Regions from separate parts of the Homo sapiens genome. Here region 1 is linked to region 2. The links are chromatin contacts, found by Hi-C or POLR2A ChIA-PET in ENCODE. All regions are on one chromosome and are shown on one strand. The core of a region is the stretch at or near the end of the contact, and the rest is flanking DNA. Distances in the headings are between cores, read along the strand shown.

The links. Hi-C counts contacts between places; a loop is a spot of excess contacts on that map. ChIA-PET counts read pairs that join two places held with the same protein, here RNA polymerase II (POLR2A). Pooled maps may share reads with other maps.
Region 1: a loop to region 2 is called in a pooled map, with 11 times the contacts of the local background. The contact joins the promoter of PHOSPHO2-KLHL23 here to the promoter of SPC25 in region 2. A Hi-C loop is called at or near these places in 6 of 50 pooled maps. POLR2A ChIA-PET finds 5 or more read pairs at or near these places in 2 of 52 experiments (PC-9 and activated T-cell).

The regions. Positions count from the first base shown.
Region 1 is chr2:169,692,560-169,695,788 of GRCh38, reverse strand. PHOSPHO2-KLHL23 (PHOSPHO2-KLHL23 readthrough) reads right to left here and starts at 1,320. Exons shown (of 5, transcript NR_144936.2): 1 at 1,167-1,320; 2 at 542-574. CFAP210 (cilia and flagella associated protein 210) reads left to right here and starts at 1,384. Exons shown (of 9, transcript NM_001085447.2): 1 at 1,384-1,528. The coding sequence starts at 1,462. It overlaps PHOSPHO2 (phosphatase, orphan 2), which reads right to left and starts at 1,320. Exons shown (of 4, transcript NM_001008489.4): 1 at 1,167-1,320; 2 at 542-574. RefSeq lists a silencer at 1,012-1,291 and an enhancer at 1,422-1,601.
Region 2 is chr2:168,888,786-168,892,342 of GRCh38, reverse strand. It overlaps SPC25 (SPC25 component of NDC80 kinetochore complex), which reads left to right and starts at 1,913. Exons shown (of 7, transcript NM_020675.4): 1 at 1,913-2,025; 2 at 2,810-2,956; 3 at 3,052-3,117. The coding sequence starts at 2,824. LOC124907904 (a long non-coding RNA gene) reads right to left here and starts at 1,712. Exons shown (of 2, transcript XR_007087287.1): 1 at 1,661-1,712; 2 at 1,100-1,427.

The DNA of each region.
Region 1 (3,229 bases), core at 71-2,570, 800 kb before region 2:
CGAAATTGCTGATTTACTGGCTACTGCTGGGAGTAATTCATTCCTGAAATGAATAGTCTTGTGTCTTCCATGAAACTGCCAGGCTAAGTTAGCCTGCAAACAGGGTAAAAATCTCTGTTCCTTCCCAGTTCTTGAAACTTTTTTTTTTTTTGAGACGGAGTCTCGCTCTGTCGCCCAGGCTGGAGTGCAGTGGCACGATGGTCGGCTCACTGCAAGCTCCGCCTCCCAGGTTCACGCCATTCTCCTGCCTCAGCCTCCAGAGTACCTGGAACTACAGGCGCCCGCCACCACGCCTGGCTAATTTTTTTGTATTTTTGCTAGAGACAGGGTTTCACCGTGTTAGCCAGGATGGTCTCGATCTCCTGACCTCGTGATCCGCCCGCCTCGGCCTCCCAAAGTGCTGGGATTACAGGCGTGAGCCACCGCGCCTGGCCCCCAGTTCTTGACACTTTTTAAGGTATAGTTCCAAAAACCTACCAGCGCTGTATGTGCACAAACTAATTTCTGTCTTCAAATATTTTCTTAATTATTCCATACTTACCAGCATTATTACGTGGAACATCTGATAGAAAACCTAAAGAAAAATAGCACGACTATGTGTTAGAACATTCGTTATTAAAAATCTTTTTGTTCTTTCATTTTGAGAGACTCCAATTTGGTGCATTATGTGTACACGTCAGAGCCAACTTGTTAGTAATGAAGTTATCTGTACATCAATGTGTTAGAAAAGCATCTTTTGAAACCAAACGCGCAGCTACTCCTAACAGATTTCTGTGGTCATGTATTTACCAAGAAATTTAAAATATCTCAAAGGTCCTAACGTAAATATTCTAAGCATATCATTACGTTTTAACATTCCTATTTTTAAAAAACTTGGCCCCATCTAGTCCTGACCATGCCTCAGAAACCAAAGGATTAAAAAAACAGCGTTTATGTCAGCGAATCCGCGGGTTTTTATAGTTAAGGGAGGGCTTTGCTCCTCACACTCCACCCGCGAGGAGATCTGCGGACGCACACACCACGCCTAGGCCTCGCGCGCTCACACACCTGCCGGCTCCACCCCGAGGGTAGGCATCGGACCCAATCGGGGGTCGTCCCCCATGGGGAGCGCGCAGGTGGGGATGGGAGTAGCAGGCAGGGCGGGGGCCCACGGGCTTCTCACTGACCCAGTCCCGCCGTCGGCAGCCGCCCCGGCGCCCGTGACGCTCCTGCGGGTTCAGTCCTTTGGCCTCGCCCCACGCCTGCCCTCTCGGCAGCCCCACTCACAAGCCCAGCTCGCAAGCGCAGGCGCCTCTCTTCTCTAGCCCGACCGCCAACTGCAGCACCTCCCTTGTTCCTCGGCTACGGCTGGCGTCACTTCCGGCGGCGTTGCCAAGCAACCGCGTGGTACGAGTAACAACTCCACCGGCTGGCGTCCGCGGCGCTTGGCGCCACAGTCACTTTTCCAGATCTAGGAGCATCATGGACACCTCGTCAGAGATGCTGGTACGGTTTGGACGGCGCTGTGGACGGGCGAAGGAAAGTACAGGTGAGCTAAACTGACCTATCCAGGGACAGGGATTGTTTCTGGACCCCCGGCATGGAGTGAGAGGCGAGGATGCCGAATGAGGGCTTCAGTTGCCTTTTGAAATGGACTCCACCAGGTCGAAAGCATCCTCAATAAGCATCTTTGGGCTCTGTGTGAAGTTAGGCCGTCTTGCCCTCAGGTGAATGGGTGAAGGAGGGAAACGGGGAGTGGAAGTGGGTGGGAGAATGTTTACAGAAATAGGGGTGGAGAAAAGATAGGAAATCAGAGACCCCCACCCCCAGCCCCAGCTGACCTAAAACTGCGCAGTTGCAGCTCTGAGAGTCTGGGTTTTGTTAAATTTCCCGCACGCTTAAAGTTTGTTATTCACTGATTGAATTGGAATATCTCTTGGAAATATAAGTCACCTCTTTAGAGGCTTGGCTCTTCTGCAAACCTGCTGATTGGTCTTTACTAAAAGTCTCTGAAGGAAATATCTCCATTTCCTCCTCTCTAAAGTAAATATAAGGTCTCTCTCTAAGTCAAATGCTTTTAGAGAGTTAAAAAAAAATCGTGTGACATAAAGTACTGTAATTCAGGTGACCTGTTATAACAATTTGATTTTGGAATAGAAATAGACTTCTAAAGAACTCTATCAATTCTAGCTACAACAGTTTCTTACGTCTGTAAATTAGCAATTAATGTTGTCATGGTGACAACTAGAACTTTGGCAATTTGAAGTATCTTCATGTCATTGCCCGAGCTTCTGTAGCAATAGTGCCCCCTGCACCAGATGCAGAGTGACAGCCAGTCATTCTTCACTAGTGGATATTTATGCAGTGGAGGTTTTATGAGGTTAGCAGCGGACTTTTGCCATGTAAAAGGAAAGAAACAGTACCAACATGGCCAGTTTTGGAAAAGCACAATTAGTCCCACACATTCACTTTCCTGCATATGCATTTCTGCACTACCTGGTTTAGATTTACCTAATAGTTGTTAAATAATGTTTTGTGGCAACTAGCTCAAAAGCTTCCACCTGAGCCTCACTGCTAAATTTTAATCTCCATTTTTAGGGGAAGGCTAAGTTGGAGAGAGGTTCAGAGATGTGTGCAGCTATTAGTAAAATAAATAATTTATAAAGATTTAGTGGGATGACATCAGCCAGAATGGTGAAATAGGATCTATGCCTGAAATCCTCTCCTCCATAAAATCAACAAGAACAGTGGCAAAAATCATCAATATCGACTTTTTCAGAACTCTGGAAATTAACCAAAGGCTTGCAACAATTTGTAGAGTGTTTACTAAAGAAAAACAGCTGGATTTTTGTAACAACAGCAAGGTTTTTGGCATTTTAACTTGCCATAGTCCTATACTTTTCTCCCAGCCCCGTGTCAGCCTAGATAACCACAGTAATCACAGTGAAAAATAGTGACTTAGCAACTGGTAGAGGGGACAAAACAGAATTTGACCCACTCCAAAGCCAGACAACTGTTATTATTCGACATGTTTGATAGTTCCTTGGAAAATCTCACTCATGAGGCTTATTGTTATTTAGTCTGACTTCAAACTCACCAAGTATGTTTGTCAAATGTTCAGTGGCAATTTTAAATATCACAGCTATCAGAGGCATGTGTGGGAACTTAATCCCCAATGTAAAAATGTTGGAAGGTAGGGACTAATGAGAGGTGATAGGCCATGAGGGCAGAGTAAAGGGATTAATGCCAT
Region 2 (3,557 bases), core at 664-3,163:
CATTCACCCTTTGGAGAAAGAATTAAGTTTTCAGGGGAGGAGCAATGGAGCATTCAATCTGAGCAAGACTATAACCACCATCCAGAAACACCTCCAGCCTGGGAACATGTGGCATCTTTCTATTCCCCACCCTGCAGAAACCCAACCCTGGGTCACAGACCGTATATCCCAGAGAAGGCAGTGCTCAGCTCAGTACCTGGCACAAAATAGAAACTCAATAAACCCTGGTTGGTTTGAAATGAAAGGTATGTAAGTATGGTGGTGGTGGTCATGGTGGAGTTGTGTGAATGATAATGGGTCGGGGGGTCTGTTTTCCCCTTTTTAATGCTGAGAAAGCTGAAGGCCCTATTCTGTGTACTGAGCAGAAAGAAGAGCTGGTTGTCTCTAGCTATCCTTGGGGATTAGAGAGAAATTATTCAGCCAGTCTTTCAGAAATGAAAATTTTGACAAACGACAAACTTCTTCCTCACATCCTGGTTGGGGAGGAGCACTCACAGAATAAAAAACAATAGACAACCTGAGGCTGCCCTAAAAACAGCACATTGGTAGGGCAATCACTCCCCTCAGCTGAAGACCCAAAGAGAGCAAGAATCTTCACTGAACAGTCTGATAAAGACCAGTGTATAAACCCAGTGAGGAATTCATCAACATGGTACCAAATCAGCCCTCTTCCATGAATCTTCTTAAATACTGTCTTCACTAATTTGGTACTGAGAAAACCCTAAAAATGAGTACCAGCACTCAATCAGCTGAAATTCTGAGATGCTCAACTCATAAAATTTTGCTTTAAGGTAAATAGTATCAGATATATAAAATTAGAAGTTCTTGGGAAAATATTTGCAAATGAAAGGAGATTTATCATAGTAAACTCTATGTCTAACTGTATTAATAGCAGTCTCTAGGCTGCAAGGTGACTTTTGGGTATATTGTGAAGTGTTAAATATTCATAATAACTTGTCCTGATTTCATAGGTCTTAATTTAGTTCTTGGATAAAGAATGGCTAATATCTGGTCCTCTGAGAATGTTTTTTACATATTTACTTCTTGTTGGTGTTTGTATTGTTGATGAAAATGAAAAGAAACTAGTATAGTAAAGACCTTTTGGTGTATAATAAGAGGCTTTATTTTCACAAACATATCATAGTCTAAGATTAAAATAATAACTTTGACTTCATTATTTTAGCCAACTTTATTTTCCATTCTTCAGAAAGCATATTCTCTAGGTTCTTTCCCTAGTTTTCTTTCTTCCTCAGCTTTACCAAGAAGGATTCAAATACCGAATCTATGTCACCTTTCAGAGTTTCTGGACAACGCTGATTCCCTGCAGCTTGTCTACTCTGGCAAATCCTAGTTGAATACCTTGTGCCTCATTCCTGTCCTCAAGGAAATAGCAGGTGATTTTGATAGTGCTCTAGTTTCTTCCACTTCTGCAAGATAGTAACATAGTGTTCTATTAGGCCTCAAAAACATTGTTAGAGAAGCTGGGGGAGTAGAAAAGAAGGAATATTTTTGTAAGCAGTAAAAACCTATTCTGAGGACCATCTGAATGTTTCTGCCCACTCACAATTGAAGTCAACTTTACAAGGTGAATACAAAGAAGAGGATGTATTTGTTGCAAAAGATACGATTAAAGGTCAATATCTGTATTTGTTCCAGAAACCTTTATTTGAAGCCGATAAATGACTTGTCGTGGGCGAGCCCTTCGGGTGCTATTAATACTTTCGGGTCACAGCGGAGACTCTGGCTGTTGTTCAGAAAAGAACTACGAATCCCAGAATGCCCTGTTCCCCCATTTTCCCCTCGAGAATCCAAGGGTGAGTTCAACCAATCCTGTCAAGGAGAGCCTGCGCTATCGGCCAATCAGAAGGCCAGCCTGCGCCTGGAGGCGGGTGGCGGGAAGTGCACTAGGTTTGAAATCGGAAAGTTGGCGGGGCTGCGGGAGCTGAGCCTAGAGTCCGGCTGTTGGCTAGAGTGGGCGCGGATCTGGTGTGGGGAAGGCGGCGGGACTCAGGCCTGCCTGCGAAGGTAAGGGAGTTGGGCGCCGAGCTGGGCTCCTTGGCCCCCCTGTCGCAATAAGGGAAAGTGAATTTGAGGGCGGGATGTGTGTATTTGCGGCGGCGTTTGTGAAATGCGCATCTTGTTGCTGTTTGGGCCTCACAGCCTGGTGGGGTGGGCAGCTGCGAACCCAAAGCGTTCTGGGTTTCACTGCAGGAGGTATCTTTGGTCCTCCTGGGAAGGTTTTAGCGTCGCAGAGTACTGGTGGGTCCAGGATTCTCCCAGGACCTCCTTTTACAGAGGATACTGAGGCCCGAGGTGACTTGTATACATCCTCGACGGAACCTACTAAACTCCCACCTTAGTCCCTATTTTACTGTTAACTTTTACTGTTCTGAGGTGGAGGAGAGAGACAGGATAGATGTGTGGGGTCTTATTCTATGGGAGGGTGCCGGCCACCTGGCTATCCTGATGATCTCTGTTCAGAAAGGGTTAGAGTTGGATCAGGGGTTTCAGAAGTCAACAGTTTTACTTGTGAGAAAATGGACCCAGGGTCATAGTGCGTGTGAGTGTCCTGTGCAGTTACACTTACCTACTAACAAGCTGCTAGGAGGTAAAGGTGTCCTGAATTATTGCTGCACGTTAACAACAGTTAAGCCCAGGTGGCTTGATCTACCCTTGAATACCTAGAATTAAAGATAAGTTGCTATTTTCTAGCAAAGGACAAATTGCCAAAATACTGTATACCCGATTGGAATATGTGGGTGATTTGATTTCAGTAACTTAAAAAATGCAATATGTATTCTGTTTTTAGCATTGTCCTACATAATGGTAGAGGACGAACTGGCACTTTTCGATAAAAGCATAAATGAATTTTGGAATAAATTCAAAAGTACGGACACCTCCTGTCAGATGGCGGGACTAAGAGATACCTACAAGGATTCCATCAAAGCATTTGCAGGTACCTAGTGTTAACTTGTAACATGCTGGTTTTGCTGTTCTAGTTTATTTTTTAGTGTTATTGCAGCTGAATTGAAAGTTCAATTTCTCTTTCAGAAAAGCTGTCTGTGAAATTAAAGGAAGAAGAACGAATGGTTGAGATGTTTCTGGAATATCAAAATCGTATGTGAAAAAGTATAAATCATGGGGTTTTTTTTAGATAAAACATCTTTATCATGAAATCTCTCATACAAGTAAGACAATGTATTTTGTGTACACAAGTGTGTATATGTTGTGTGTGTGTATATATATATGTGTATATATATGTATATATATGTGTATATATATATGTATATATATGTGTATATATATATGTATATATATGTGTATATATATACATATATGTGTATATATATACATATATATGTGTGTGTGTATATATATATATATACACACACACACACACACACACACACACACACACGTACATGTAGTGGCTCATGCCTGTAATCCCAACACTTTGGGAGGCCAAGTTGGGTGGATCCCTCGAGCTCAGGAGTTGAAGACCAGCCCAAGCAACATGGTGAAACCCTGTCTCTACAAAAGATTTAAAAAAAAAATTA